Linked DNA regions of Homo sapiens: region 2 is linked to region 1. The links are chromatin contacts, found by Hi-C or POLR2A ChIA-PET in ENCODE. All regions are on one chromosome and are shown on one strand. The core of a region is the stretch at or near the end of the contact, and the rest is flanking DNA. Distances in the headings are between cores, read along the strand shown. Region 1 overlaps RPTOR (regulatory associated protein of MTOR complex 1). Region 2 holds the start of FAAP100 (FA core complex associated protein 100).

Evidence for each region. A loop is a pair of places that touch in the nucleus more often than their neighbours do. ChIA-PET counts read pairs that join two places held with the same protein, here RNA polymerase II (POLR2A). Pooled maps may share reads with other maps.
Region 2: a loop to region 1 is called in a pooled map, with 3 times the contacts of the local background. The contact joins the promoter of FAAP100 here to the enhancer-like site in region 1. A Hi-C loop is called at or near these places in 1 of 50 pooled maps. POLR2A ChIA-PET finds 5 or more read pairs at or near these places in 2 of 52 experiments (Panc1 and activated T-cell).

The regions. Positions count from the first base shown.
Region 1 is chr17:80,829,985-80,837,623 of GRCh38, reverse strand. All of the region lies in intron 9 of RPTOR (regulatory associated protein of MTOR complex 1), which reads right to left. Among named protein-coding and RNA genes, the nearest start is that of CHMP6, 160 kb to the left of the region's middle. RefSeq lists enhancers at 2,689-3,460, 4,230-4,539, 5,006-5,778 and a silencer at 4,185-4,401. Within about 2 kb of position 4,348, at least 41 of the 41 ENCODE cell types and tissues checked have a DNase peak (open chromatin) inside an H3K27ac peak, as active enhancers do; they include Panc1, where a contact is called at or near this core.
Region 2 is chr17:81,550,601-81,558,239 of GRCh38, reverse strand. FAAP100 (FA core complex associated protein 100) reads left to right here and starts at 5,887. Exons shown (of 9, transcript NM_025161.6): 1 at 5,887-6,074; 2 at 6,188-6,312; 3 at 7,037-7,639. The coding sequence starts at 5,910. It overlaps LOC124904085 (a long non-coding RNA gene), which reads right to left and starts at 5,881. Exons shown (of 2, transcript XR_007065947.1): 1 at 5,734-5,881; 2 at 921-5,198. It overlaps NPLOC4 (NPL4 homolog, ubiquitin recognition factor), which reads left to right. Exons shown (of 17, transcript NM_017921.4): 17 at 1-1,353. RefSeq lists enhancers at 4,256-4,831, 5,361-5,480, 7,627-7,639 and silencers at 4,881-4,950, 4,961-5,040, 5,621-5,780, 5,921-6,160, 6,221-6,320.

The DNA.
Region 1 (7,639 bases), core at 3,099-5,598:
AAAGGAATGCTTCCCATTTTCTGCTGTGGCTTCTGACTGTGACTTGAACCCATGTACTGGCAGCCCACGTGTTCTAAGCAGCTGTGGTCCCTGCGCAGGCTCTGATGGGGCAGCGTCCTGGAGGGACGCGGGAGAGACACCAGGGCCAGGCCCAAAGTGCCTCATCAGGAGGGGTCGGCATGCAGTCAGGGAAAGGAGTCCTGGCGGTCAGGGCTGAGCTCTGCGCTGTGATGGTGCCGTCAGGCCCCTCCCTGTCCCTCCCTTGCCTCCCCCCTGCTGCTCCCTGGTGTGGACAGCCACCTGCTCAGTCAGTTCCTGCTGCCTCCCTGTGGGTCTCACCAGGCACCCTGCAGTCTGGGGTCTCCTACCATGCATAGAGCTGCTCCCCCCAAGCCACAGTGGCTCCACAGATGACCCCGGTGATGTGCTTCCCCTGTCGAGACCCCTTGTCACAGTAACCGACCACACTGTCCCTCTTGAGTTCTCCCCCTTGGACATTATGAGGCTTTCTCCTCCGGCCTCCTTCCCGTCACGGTGAACGTGAGACAGCCTCCTCCCCGGGCTCCCGACCCCGTCCTTCAGGGCCGCACTGCTGCAGCTTCCACAGCCCTTTCCCTGCCTGCTCTCATCCTTGCTCAGGGCGCCCAATGCCACCTGCTCACCGACACCCCCAGACGCTATTTAAAATAGCCTCACACCTCTCCCCAGAGCTCCACACCCCAATTCTACTGTAGGAACAGCCGGCAGTCTGAATTGGACCTCACACCTCCAGGCCAGTTCCTGGGATTCCCAGGTGTAGGCAACAGCCTTATGGGGCACCCCCAGCCACCATCGCCACTTTCCTGACATGGCCTTGTCAGAGCCTCGGTGTTGTCCTAACAGCCCCCTCCCAATGGGCCCCTCTGCCGGCACCTCCCTCCAGGCCAGCTGCCCTGTGAGCTTTCTCGGAGGCTCTAACACAGCCCCCCTAAGCCTTTCTGTGGCTCTGGCCTTCTCGTGGTACCCCAGGCCTGGCACACCCCAGCACCTCTGACATCTCTAGCCCTGTGGCAGAGGGACAGCAGCTGCCTCTGACCGACCCCTGCTTTGTGTCAGCTGCTCTACAAGGACACTGTGAGGGAGACATGATCATGAGACTGTTTCACCCTAGAGAGACAGCCACGCGCCCAAGGCCGCAGAGCCACACGCTGAATTACAGACATCCTGCAGGTGCCCTGGCATCCAGCCGTACCCAACTTCTTTCCCAGTGCCAGGCACATAGCAGGCTTTCAATATGCATTGGCTAAATGAGAGTGAGGGCGAGCAGGAAAGCACCCTCTGTGCATGAGCAGCCCCGTGTGACTTTCGAGAAGGAGAGAGGGAAGAAAAGATCTGACCGGGAGCCATGAGCCTGGGCTCTGCTCCCAGCTCTGCTACCCACTAGCTCCGGCCCAGGGAGCGGCTGACCTGCCTGCCTCGCTGCCTCGCCCGGAGGATGAGGGCCTGACCAGGGAGCCCGTGTGGGAGGCTGCTTGGTGAAATTCAGCGTGTGGCTCTGGGGCTCTGGGCGCGTGGCTCTCTCTCTAGGATCCGTTTCACCATCTGTGAAATGGGCTTATGATCATGCCTCCCTCACAGCGTCCTCGTAGAGCGGCTGACACAAAGCAGGGGTCAGTCGGAGGCAGCTGCTGTGGCCCCGCCACAACATCCAACATGAACTCTCAACTGGAAGTGAATCATCACCTCGCTCTCAGCACAGCCACAGAACACAGTCTTGATCTCCGCGGATACAGGTTGAGTATCTCTTCTCTAAAATGCCTGGGACCGGAAGTGTTTTGGGTTTCCGATATTTTCAGGTTTTGGAATATTTGCATATACATAATGAGATATCAGGGGATGGGACCCAAGTCTAAGAGTAAACTCCATGTATGTTTCATATACCTCTTACACACACAGCCTGAAGCGAATTTTACACAATTTTGTGCATGAAACAAAGTTTGCGCCCGCAAGGTCGGGAGGGGAACTGTCCACCTGTGGCAGCGTGGTGGCCCTCACAGAGTTTCGGATTTTGGAACATTTTGGATTTTTGAATTAGGGACACTCAACCTTCGTCGTAGGGATGGAGGAAGGACAGCAATCCCTTCAGCCCTACTCTCCCTTTCTGCTAGAAATATGTTCCTTGTGGAAACCGAGTGATGATCAGTATACTGGATTCTGCTTCTAGCACTGCGCTCTCTTCTCCTGGGTAATTTTCTAAGAGACTCGAGGACTCTGTGTTATTTTTTAGGTTAATGACACTCCGTGCTGCCGTGTCAAAGGGCATATTTTCTCAATGTCTTAGTAAAGGACCAAAATGAGAATGAAAAATGTTAAAATCCAGAAAAAAAAGTAAAAGTTTAAGATGAACAAAGGGACTAAAGAGCAATTTTTCACTTTCAAATATATGAAATATATTTCAATTTTCCCAAGACTGGCCCTCTTTGCACAAACATGCCCTTCCCCTGCCAACAGAGTTAAGAAGCAATCAGGAGATAATCAAAAGGCCTCAAAGTACGTGCAATAAATAGCTCCCATATGCCCAGTAAATCCCCAGCTGCAGGCAAATGGTATTCAGCAGCATTGAGGGAGATTTTACTCTTTGTTAAGACAGAAGCAAAGTCAATTATTGCAATTAAACTCTATAAAGATTCCTCGAATTTAATCAAATAAAAAGTTTCTGCTTCAGGAGTTAGAAGAAAGTGTGTGCAAGTTAGGGGAGGTGGAGGCGAGAGGAGGGCAGAGAGGGTGTCCGGGCCGTGGGCCGAGCAGACCAGCGTGGCACCTGGTGTGGCCTCGGTCAGTGCTGGGCAAGGCGCCTTTGGAACCATGCCTCCCGGAAAGCCTATTCGCACGTTCTCCAAGGCCCTCGCTTGGTGTTGAAGGCCTGAACTGCACTGGAGACATCGCTCAGCACACCGGACAGGATGCCGCCCAGCAAAGCTGTGTCAGAGCCACGGGTGACAATCTCTCTCGGACACGTGACCCATGTTGCTGCAGTGGGACATGTGCTCCTAAAAGGCTGGGGGCCCACTTGGATCCAGCCCCGGGGTGGGAGGCGGGGACTGACCCAGCTCCACATTTCAGACCAGAAAAGCAGCCCCAGATGGTTCTGGTTTCACTGATGCACAGAGGCTCAGGAGGCTGCGGGGATGACACAAAGCCCAGGAGGAAGGGCTGTGGCTCGGCGCCCAGACGATGCACGGAGGCTGCTCGGGGCCGTCCGGCTACCCAGGGCTGTGGACTCGAGGCAGAGCTGTCTACATGAGAGGAGGAAAATAACTTTGTTCAAGTACTAATGAGAAGAAAGGATGTAAAAGAACGCCTACAAACCGCTGAAAGACAAGCGCTGGAACCCGATTATCAGCACACAGTGAAGCGGCCCTGAACCTCAAGCCACAGCTCGGCCTGGGCCCGAAGGACAGCCCCACTCAGAGCAAGGCAGGGAAGACGGAGGTACTGGGAGGAGCTTGCACCCTGGCACCGCCTGCTGAGCAAGCCAGAGGCCCTCTCGGGGCCGTGGGTGGTTTATTTATTTATTTATTTAACCAAATTACAGGGCCAGATTACCCATTAAATTCTAAAATCGCATGGCAACCTTTTGTTTTGTTTTGTTTTTTGAGACGGAGTCTCACTCTGTCACCTATGCTGGAGCGCAGTGGTGCGATCTTGGCTCACTGCAACCTCCGCCTCCCGGGTTCAAGTGATTCTCCTGCCTCGGTCTCCTGAGTAGCTGGGATTACAGGAATGTGCCACACGCCTGGCTAATTTTTGTATTTTTAGTAGAGACGGGGTTTCACCATGTTGGTCAGGCGGGTCTCGAACTCCTGACCTCAGGTGATCTGCCTGCCGTGGCCTCCCAAAGTGCTGGGATTACAGGCGTGAGCCATTGCACCCGGCCTGCACGGCAACCTTTTAAACAGCAGAACAACGGTATTCTCTAATGAACATTTATCTGTTGATTAAAACTGGCTGCATTTTCTACGGTAAAATCAACACACACTTGCAGCTCTAATTTGGGATTCCCAGCTAAAGACAAGTGGGAAAGTGGGTCCTACGTACACACGAGAGGCCATGGTGGTGGGCTTCGGCGGCAGCAGCCAGCCCTGTGAGGTTTGGCAGCACACGACAGCAGAAGGTGGGAGGGGACCGGGAAGGTGTCTGGATTAGCACTTCCCACAGCCTGCGATCAAGCTGCCTGGAGAAGCAGGGCTGGAGTGCTGGAGTGCAGATCTGAGGGGAGGAGGCTGTGATTAGCTGTGACCAGCTCATCTGCATCGTGGGCTCCTCCCCCCCAGCAGCTGGGGGCAGAGGGACTTTCTAAGCTGTTGGCTGTTCTGATGAGTCACTCGCCTGGAAAACATGTCATCCAGGCAAGAGCTGGGTTTTCAGGAAACAGCCCTGAGATGGCGGGTGCCCAGGAGGTGGGCTGGAGGAAAACCGTCCAAGTCCAAGTCCGCACAGCCTCCATCTGCGCTGATCAGTCAGAGCGCGCCCGCCCCGGGAACGGAAAGCACGGGTTATTACCGCAGAGAAACGCAGGGTTTCAGGACCCCTGAAATTGAAAGTGAAGGAGAATGACTCCCCGGTGACTTTGCATCAAACATTAAACAGAAAGCCGGCTCTGAGTATTCATTACTGCCGCGGCCTGAAGCAAAGTGTAAATGCAGATGACTTCATGTTTTAACCTCAATGTTTGTTAGGCTTTGTTCCCTCTTTCCTCTTGCTAAAAATTCAACCTCTCCATCACCACCCAAGGAGTATAATAGCTAGATTGTACATTATTTATTCCAAATGCTCTTTTCTGCTATCTTTCCTGTGTGCTCCCTGGGGATGTACACACTTTGGTCTATTGATGAGGGGAGGAGAGAGCTCTGGGCATTGTTTTCGTGGCAGACAGCCCTGCAGAGCCCCCGGTGATGCTCCCATGGTGAGGAGCCCACCTCCACAGCAGCTCAGTCCTCAGTTGCAGTTGGCAAAATCTAGTAACAGAGGAGAGCACGATTCTGTTTCTGAGCCGAATGTTCTCCGTCTGAGCGTCTGAAACCACTCCTCACTCCTTTGTGCCTCCCTCCCTGCCCTTGTTAAGGAACAGCATTGGAGCTGGGACATGCCACTCAAGGTGGAGGCCACATTCCCTCCCTCCCTGGATGAGGCTGGACCAGACACTGCCACAGGACAGGGGGGCGATGGGCATGTGAGCTCCAAGTCTGTCCCCCAGGCCTGAGCTGCCTCGTCCACTCCTCGCGGCCTTCCCACCTGCGGGAATGTTGCTCCAGTGGCCAGCACGAGCTTCCACGGGGGATGGAAGCCTCCAAGACAGGAGCCGCCTGCACCCTGACACCTGGGGCCACGGCAGCCTATGCTGCCTATGCTCACACATGCCCATTTGTAAAGCCCCTGGATCACGGGTTCCCAATGAATGGGTGTTTCAACTAGTACACCTAACTACCTCCAGGGAGAAAGGCAAACCATTCAATGGAGTTTTTCCACACTAACCCAGCCGGTGTCTCAAGAGCGGTGTTGGCTGCATGCCCTCCGTATCCACCTGGCTCAAGCCCTTATAGCCAGGCACCAACATCTTCCTCATCTCTGGCTCAGCATAAAGGCCCTCCACAATCAAGACCAGTACCAAGTCTGTGTGGTTACGCCTCCCTAAATCTGCAACATGGTAACATGGTGGAATGGACTGGCTTCTTGTTAAATTTTACTGTGTGCACAGTGATACACAGGGATACACGGTGACATACAGGCACACACAGGGATACACAGTGACACACAGGGATACATGGTGACACACAGGGATACACGGTGACACACAGGGATACACAGTGACACACAGGGATACATAGTGATACACAGGGATACACAGTGACACAGTGACACACAGGGATACACAGTGACACACAGGGATACATAGTGATACACAAGGATACACAGGGAGATGCTGCTGCCCTCTGTGGAAGTTCACTGTCATCAGAGATCTGACATCTCTGCCTCCAGAGCCTCGGCGGGATTCCGATGGACAGTGATAAAGTCATGCATGAAATTCATCACGAGCAGCAAGGACTGCTCATATCTAAGAAGGCCTGGGGTTTCCCAGTCTTCCAGAAGCCTCCCTCCTGTGTCCAGACTAGTAAACTCACTCGTGTTAAGGACGTGGTGAGAGTGTCTAAGAGTTAGAATTAGACTTCGAATGTTAACACGCCTAGGACAGAGTGGAGGTAAAATTCTGCAATAACGGACTCCACAGAATCAAATGCCTTATTGGAGGGGGATTTTCTCAGGGTGACATGGACTGAGGAATCGTCTCAGCCTCCGTGGGGAATGGAGAGGAGGCAGTGCTGGGGCCTGGTCTCTGGGCAGTGCAAGGGCAAGTACATGCCTTTCTGAAACCCGGGAAGGACGTGGAGCTAGTGCAAGCCAAACCTCTGTGCTTGCCTCTCCTCCCTCCTAAGCACCTTAATTGTGTAGCGCATTTGGGAAAACACACATCGGAACAACACACGGCTGCTATGGAATCTCCGCTGGGAAGCAAAGAGCTGCTTTAAAATGATGTTCCCTATTGGGCGCGGTGGCACACACCTGTTAATTCCAGCACTTTGGGAGGCCAAGGTGGGAGGATTGTCTGAGCTCAGGAGTTCAAGACCAGCCTGAGCAACCTGGTGAAACCTCATCTCTACAAAAAATACAAAACAATTAGCTGGGCGTGTGCCTGTAGTCCCAGCTACTTGGGGGTCTGACGTGAGAGGATTGCTTGACCCTGGGAGGTTGAGGCTGCAGTGAGCCAAGATCACACCACTGCACTCCAGCCTGGGTGACAGAGCGAGACCCCGCCTCCGAAAAAAAAAAAAAAGATGAAAATGATGCTCCCCATCATGGGAAGCCTCTGCCATTCCTGAGGAGCAGTGCACCTGCGATCTCACCTCAACTACCAAACTCCTTTCGAAGCCACTGGAGCAGCGCACCTGCGGTCTCACCTCAACTACCAAACTCCTTTCGAAGCCACTGGACAGCAGCGGCCCGTGCAAGATGGCCCAGCGCGGGGGCACCGTGGGGCGCAGCAGCCCGACGCCGTGAGAAGGCCGTGCGTGAGTGGCTTTGGCAGAGCACCTGGAAAGGGCCTTTTACAAACTGTCAGCACTCAGAATTGGGGGGTGGTCTACTACCGTTAAAGTCATTCCGATAAATTTTCTGCACACATAGTGAACTGATACAGACTGAGAAACCCCCATTTTTTGACATAATGTTTTGGTGGCAGTGAGAGGAGAGGAAATGAGAGAACTGGGTGGAGCTGGAGTTGGGGCGGGGCGGGGTCGGAACTGGTCAGTGGCCAAGGTGGCAAGTCCACCTCAGTCAGGTTTGTTCTCTGGAAACTGAGGCCAGTGGAGCTGCCCTGACTCCAGGAAACCAGGAAGATGCCACAGAACAGAGAAGCCAGCGGGGAGAATCTGTGTACACCTATAGCGTGGGACCTGCTGTCCCGGCTCCTGACCAGCCAGACCACATTTCCAGTCTTTCTTCTCCTACGAGGATCTAGGATCTTCTCCAAATCTAAAGCCCAATTTTTACATTCAATTCCCTATCAAAGTTGGCTCATGATATAATTTTCAGCATTAAATGG
Region 2 (7,639 bases), core at 4,638-7,137, 720 kb before region 1:
CCTCTTGTGAGGGCCATTTGGGACCTCCCTGGGGCACTGCACAATTGATAGTGTACCAATAGAGGGAGACTGGGCGATCTGGAACAGCACGTGGTGGGGTCCTGCTTGTGTGCTCTGCGTTCCTCTGTGGCGTGGCCAGGCCGGGGCATGGCTCTTACCCGGGGAGTGGTGGGCATCTCGATGCTTCTTTGCCTTAATGATGGCCACATCTGGGCTGCTCTGCACCCACGGGAGAGGCTGGCCCAGCTGCAGACTGCTTAGGGACTTCTGTGTCCATCCTGGGGGGTAAGCCCACGTGACCCACATTCTTGGCACTATGAACAGAGAACATTTGCCTGTTGGCTTCTGAAGTGGTCAGGGCCATGGCTGACACCTCCAGGTCCGCCTGGCATGGGACACCAAGTGGAAGGCCCAAGCAGCTCATCTGCTCTTGGGACCAGGGGCCAGTTGGGTTGGGTCTGGTCACGGCAGAGCTATTGTGGAGGGTCAGGAAGGGTGGAGAGGAGCTGGGTTGAAGCGGACTGCTGCGGATGCAACTCCCAGCTTGCCCACCGCGGGCTGTCTGCTCTCCCTCCTAGCAGCTGTCACACTGAAGTTTTGTCCTCTGCTGTCTCCTCTGGTCCTGAGATGAGCTGTGAGCCTAGGTGGCCAAGGCTTCCTGCATTGCTTCCCTGTGAGTCCAAGGCCTTCCCCCACCACTGGGCAGAGGCTGGACAGCACGGACTTCTAGAGAGAGCCGCGTTGCCAGTTCCTCTCCCACTCGCTCGTCCTTATCCACCACGCTATTATAGTTTCCGTTGTCCTCCACCAGCATTTCCCTTACTCTGAAGTTCCGGCATTCACATCATTCATGTTTTCTTTTGTCTTTTAGCTAAAGGAAAAGCATTGGCGATTTGTCTGATTCTGGTTTTGAGTTACTCTTTGTTCAGTAATGCACTTTATTTTATTGTCCAAAGAGAGTCAGAGCTAAGCATACAGGCTTGGGGGTGAGCCCTGCTGTGAGAGTTCAGGCCCTGGGAGGCTCAGCCACCTCCTCTTGTGGGAAGGAGGTCTCAGCCCCACCTCGCATCTTCACCTGCCCTTGGTGTGGACACACCCTCTCATGCTACCAGCACCATAATCCAGTGGGGGTGACTGGGTGCACACCTGCCCAGGTGAACACAGCGGCTGCCAGTCTCCTGGTCCCGAGAGGAGGTGGGGCCTGGCCCTGGCTCCCTCCAACCAGCTGCTCCTGGGACACAGGTGCTCCTGCTTCGGCTCTGTTTCGGCTCACAGGTGTGCATCACTGGGCTTGGATTTGCATTACATTGACCCCAGCCCTGCAGTGGAACCTAATAAAAGCGCCTGAAGCAACTGCCTGGTCCTGGTGTGTCCTTCCTGCGCACTCAACTGTTGTCTGGCATCTGCTCAGTGTGGGGGGATTTGATAACTTGTCTCCAAGATATCACTGTTTTACGTGTATGTGCATGGTCCATTTAAAGGTGGGGATCCCACTTCCCCAGCCGATCCCTCCCAACCTTGGCTCCTCGATAAGTTTCTTAAAGTGCTAACATCTGGGGGAGGAGGAGAGTGCGTCAGTGTTTGACGGCCCCGCCGCCCTTGGGTGCCTCTTCTGCCTCTGCCGCACCTGTCAGCCCTGCGACTGCCCCACAGTCACTGCTTTGTGGACAGGTACATGTGGTCAAACAGCAGGTGAAGGACAAAGCCCAGGAAGGCCAGACTGCACAGGTGCAGCAAGGAGTGAGGCCTGGGGGTGACACACTGCCTGTGTTCCTGCTTGAGCTGTCTTTCCCTGTGACAACAGAAAGCGTCTAGAACAAGTGCTCTCTGAGCCTCAGATAGGAGCCTGGCAGTCACTGTTCAGCACCACTTTGTCCTTTGGTCAGTGACTCATAGCTGACTTGAGCAGTTACTAAAAAAAACTCCAACTAATTTCTGAAGGAGGGCCCTGGGGTGAAGCAGGCCACAGGACAGTGACCAAGGTGTCCTGGCTTCTGGACTCCAGGAGCGAGAGGGTGAGTCCCCCAGCACCCGGACTCCAATCCTGCACCTTCAACACAGTGCAGTTCACTCGATTTACCCACAGCTCCTGGGATCGCTTGAGCCCAGGAGGTTGAGGCTGCAGCCAGCTGTGATCGCAAGTCCAGCCTGGGCCACGGGGTGAGACCCTGTCTGAAAAAAAATTTAAAAAGCTGAGGTGAGGAGGCTCGGGGAGGTTGTATCAGAGAAAGCAGCAGCCTGGGCCATGCAGTGAGCCAGTACCTGATCATGGCCGTCTTATGTGAGAGCCAGTGAAGATCCTTGGCATCCTCTTTGGTTCGATGTAAAGATAAAAGCCGGGCGCAGTGGCTCACACCTGTAATCCCAGCACTCTGGGAGGCCGAGGCAGGTGGATCACCTGAGGTCAGAAGTTCTGGCCAACCCGGTGAAACCCTGTCTCTACTAAAAATACAAAAACTAGATGGGCCTGGTGGTGCACACTTGTAATCTCAGCTACTTGGGAGGCCCAGGCTGGAGGATCACTTGAACCCCGGGGGCAGAGGTTGCAGTGAGCTGAGACTGTGCCACTGCACACTCCAGCCTGGGCAACAGAGCAAGACTGTCTCAAACAAAAAAAACAAAAAAACTGGGTGTGGCAGCTCACACCTACAATCCCACCACTTTGGGGAGGCCAAGGCTGGTGGATCACTTGAGGTCAGGAATTCAAGACTAGCCTGGTCAACATGGTGAAACCCAATCTCCACTAAAAAATAGAAAAAATTAGCCAGTGTAGTGATGTGTGTGCGCCTGTAATCCCAGCTACTTGGGAGGCCAAGGTAGGAGAACTGCTTGAACCTAGGAGGCAGAGGTTGCAGTGAGCCGAGTTTATGCCACTGCACTCCAACCTGAACAGTGTAAGACTCTGTCTCAAAAAATAGGCCAGGCGTGGTGGCTCATGCCTGTAATCCCAGCACTTTGGAAGGCCGAGGCAGGCGGATCAAGAGGGCAGGAGATGGAGACCATCCTGGCTAACACAATGAAACCCCGTCTCTACTAAAAATACAAAAAAATTAACCGTGCATGGTGGCAGGTGCCTGTAATACCAGCTACTCGGGAGGCTGAGGCAGGAGAATGGCGTGAACCTGGGAGGCAGAGCTTGCAGTGAGCCGAGATGGCACCACTGCACTCCATCCAGCCTGGGCGACAGAGTGAGACTCCATCTCAAAAAAAAAAAAAGACTGTCTCAAAAAATTAAAAAAAAATTTTTTTTAATCTGTCATCCAGGCTGGAGTGCAGTGGCGTGATCTCGGCTCACTGCAAGCTCGCCTCCCGGGTTCACACCATCCTCCTGCCTCAGCCTCCCGAGTAGCTGGGACTACAGGCGCCGCCACTATGCCCAGCTAATTTTTTTGTATTTTTAGTAGAGACGGGGTTTCACTGTGTTAGCTAGGATGGTCTCGATCTCCTGACCTTGTGATCCTGCCCGCCTCGGCCTCCCAAAGTGCTGGGATTACAGGCATGAGCCACCGTGCCTGGCCAAAATTAAAAAATTTAAAACAGTTCTGGATGCCACTCCCCCATTAAATCAAGCAAATTGTACTGCTTAGAAATAGAACTCAGGCCCGGGGTTCGAGACCAACGTGGCCAACATGGCGAAACCCTGTCTCTATTAAAAAAGACAAAAAATTAGCCTGGCGTGGTAGTGTGCACCTATAGTCCAGCTTTTCGGGAGGCTGAGGCAGGAGGTTGGCTTGAGCCTGGGGTGTTGAGGCTGCAGTGAGCCGAGACTGTGCCACTACACTCTAGCCTGGGAGACACAGTGAGAACCTGTGTGTGTCAAAAAAAAAAAAAGGGAGAAGTCGGGTTCCTGGGTCCCTGCCTCACCTTCCTGCTGTGTTCTCCTTATTGGGCTGTGCTGCTCTGAGGAGAGGTCCCTCAAGGCCCAGCCCTCCTCGCCCTCAACACAGCCTGAAGCTTCATGGTTTTTCTCCCCTCAGTCTGACCTAAATTGACTCCTTCATATACTTCGTGCTTAGGGAGATGATAACACCTCCAAGTTGGGCATAGAAACGCAGTGTCCAGCGGTCTGCGCTGCTGTCTCGAAGGCTTCCGCTAGGAGTGTGTGCATCTTCCACACCCACGGACAGAGAGGCTGCCTCAGCCCTCATCACTCTTCGCCAAGTACAGGTGGGGCACGGCACAGCCCAGCAGCTGATGGAGAGCCGGCCTTCAGCCCTTCGCTTGTGTCTAACTCACCCCCTTTCCCCTGGGATCCATGCTTAAGGTCCCCCACATGACTACTGATCATAAATCTTGTTGCAGATAGGAGCTGGGCTTGGCGTGGGGCCAAAAGCCTGCCAGCCCCCGGAGCAGAGTGGGGTGGGCAGCGGAGTAAACCGCGGGGTGAGGCTGCTGGTTTGGCGGGCCTTCTCCCACGTCCGTTTCCTCCTCCACGTGATCGTGATCATTTCCTCTAGGACAGTCTTGGCATGTTACCATCCGTATGGAAGAGATGGCCTGGGAGGACTGGATGGGGTTGGTGTGTGTGAGCGAGTGACTCACAAGGCTTCAGAGGGTTAAAACTAGCAGTCAGAAGACCTGCGGATTCCTGTGGGGAAATTCGGTCAGAAGACCAGCGGAGGATCCCTGTGGGGAAATTCACAACGATGCGGCATCTGACTTCCTGACTCTGAAGGCCAAATGAGATGCACCTGGCCCTCCTCTCCCCACTCCCCAGCATCAAAGACAGCATTTCCAGCCCAAACACCTTCAGAGCAGCCCTGGCGAGAAGAGAGGAGCAAGGAACTGACTCCAGGTGCCGCACTTGAGTCTGTCTAACCCAACATTCAGAATCAGACATCCCCGTTGCCTTGGGGTCAGTCCCCACCCCAACCTCAAAGGGGGGCGGTCAGGATGTCTGCAAGTGGTGCTTTGTGCTCCAGCAGGTGCACCCGGACTCCACGATGTCTGCCTAACTTCCAAGCCCAGTTTTGCAGCCCTGCCCCTAGATTCTCCCTCGAGGGTGTCTGGCCTTAGCGCTCTTCAGATTGGCTTCTTAAACGGAGGGAGGCGGGCCGGGGGCGGGGTTCCTTGGTCATTTACTTGTGAATGGTGTGCCTGGTTTCCGCTCTCTTCCGGGCATGGAGCAGGTGTCCGTACTGCAGGCCCCTCCACGGGCGTTCTCTGGTCAGTACTTCTCTCCTGGAGGAAGTGGAGAGCTGCCAGGAGGGAGAGGGTGGAGGTATCTTGCCCTGGCTCACAGTCATTTTCTTGTCCTCTGCCCCCAACCCAGAAACCCCATTGGTGTACTCCCTGTCCCCACGTGTTCAGCCACGGAGGGAGGGACGCACTTCCACCTAAGCTGGCTCACTCCGCTGGGCCCTGAACGCGGGGGCGGCCGGGGCGGCTCGCAGAGCACAGGGCAGAGACCCATCCCTAGGACGACAAGAGCCGGCGCTGCCCCACCCCGACCCCGGCTGGAGTGCGCTCCGGCAGGACCCAGCTGCTCTCCGAGAGCCCAGAGAATCGAGGCGTTTACGCAAAAGCCCGAGTAGCTGAGCGCTTGCTCCGGGGAGACGCCCCGCCCAAGAGCAACCTCTGCTCGGCCAGGACCCGCTTCCCCACCCTGGGGAACCCGTGCAGCAGCCGGGGCCATGAAGCCGCCGAGGGCTCCCACCAGCCCGGCCGGGTCAACCTCGACCTGCGGCACGGTGCCGCGGCCCCTAGGAAGGCTCCCCTGCTCCCCGTGGGTACCAGCGACCGCCCCAGCTCCCGGAGTCCCTGCAGCGCGTCCTTTCCGGCCCGCCCCCGGCACCGCCGACCGCTTTACGGCGGAGGTCGCGCCGCACAGCGGGCTGCCGTAAAGCGCTCCGAGGCGGAGCCGCCGCCGCGCGGCCGGGGCTTCTCACTCTGACGGGCCCGCGCGCACGATGGCCGGCGCCGCGCCGCGGGTCCGCTACCTGGCGGGCTTCTGCTGCCCTCTCGGGGGCCTGGCGGCGGGCAAGCCCCGCGTGCTGTGCCATGAGGCAGAGGTCTTCCTGTCCACCGGGAGCGAGCTCGTCTACGTGTACGACCAGGAGGGCGGGCTGCTGACCGTGAGCGCCGGCCCGCGGGGGCGGGAGGGACCGGGCGGGGGCGGCGGTTCGCGTGAAAATGAAGACCGCGGGCCCGCGCGTCGCGTCGGCCTGACCCGCGCCCCGGTCCGCAGGCGGCGTTCCGGTTCCCCGACCAGGTGTGGCACCTGGAGCTGCTGGCGCCGCGCAGGTTGCTGTACGCGCTGTGCGCCCGGAGGGGCCTCTACTGCCTGTCGCTGGACCACCCGGGCAGGAGCAGGTGAGGGCGGGCCCGCGGCCTCCCTCCCGCACACTCCTGCTGCCCCCGGACTGCTTCAGAGCGAGCAGCCCCACCTCATCGCGCTTGGGGACCCGGGCTGCCGCCAGCTCTGAAGCCTCGGCCGCCATCCCTGCCCGATTATCTGGAGCCCCTGCCCCCAGCACTCTTTCTGCAAGTGTCTTGCTCACAGTCCTTAGTAAGTGGGGTTCACATGGTTAAGCCCACGGCGGGGCGCGGGATCCTGTCCTTTGGGCCCTGGTGGCCCGGTGCTGTCTGGTGAGACACGCCCCCGAGGTTGGGTCTTTATTGGAGGGAGGAGACAGCAAAGGCACCGTGACCCCGAGTCAGTGATCAGTGGACACCATCTGGGTTGGAAGGAAGCGAGCTCCGGGCAGCCAGGCCTGTCTTCAGTGCAGAGCCAGCAGCTGCTGACCGCGGCCCAGGCTGTAGAGGGGGCAGCCTGTGCACTTTGCAGCCTGGGCCTCAGCCTGACGGTTCTATGCTGACAGGTGTCGGTTCACGCTGGTTTTGGATGCCTGGTACTTCTTGTCAAGAGTATCCTTCGTGGGGAAGGTGGGAGGCCATGTGGCAGATGGACTGCTGAGCGGCCTTGGGGGTCACTGCGGGAACCCCTGAGCCAGACTACTCCATGCCAGGTTATTGTGAAGAGAACGTGGGAATCCCACCCTGCCCAGGCCTGACCAGTGCGTCCCTGTTCTCAAAGGTCTACGAGCCAGGATGACAGGGACAGCGAGGACGGTGACCAGCCTTCCCCCGTGATCCCTGTGGACCCCGATGCCTGCATCCTTCCCGATGCTGCGCTGTGCGCGTTCACCTTGCTGGACAGTGTGCTGGTCACCCTGGTGCAGGGCCCTGCCCGATGGAAGATGCAGCTGTTTGAGCAGCCCTGTCCTGGGGAGGACCCCCGGCCAGGAGGCCAGATCGGTGAGGTGGAGCTGTCCTCCTACACGCCCCCAGCCGGGGTCCCAGGAAAGCCTGCAGCCCCCCACTTCCTTCCAGTGCTGTGCTCTGTGTCACCATCAGGCTCCAGGGTCCCGCACGACCTCCTCGGGGGCTCCGGGGGCTTCACGCTGGAGGACGCCCTCTTCGGGCTCCTCTTTGGAGCTGATGCCACCCTCCTGCAGTCACCTGTGGTCCTCTGTGGTCTCCCTGATGGCCAGCTCTGCTGTGTGATCCTGAAGGCCCTGGTCACCTCCAGGTCAGCCCCTGGTGACCCAAATGCCCTTGTCAAGATCCTCCATCACCTGGAGGAGCCCGTCATCTTCATAGGGGCCTTGAAGACAGAGCCACAGGCTGCAGAAGCTGC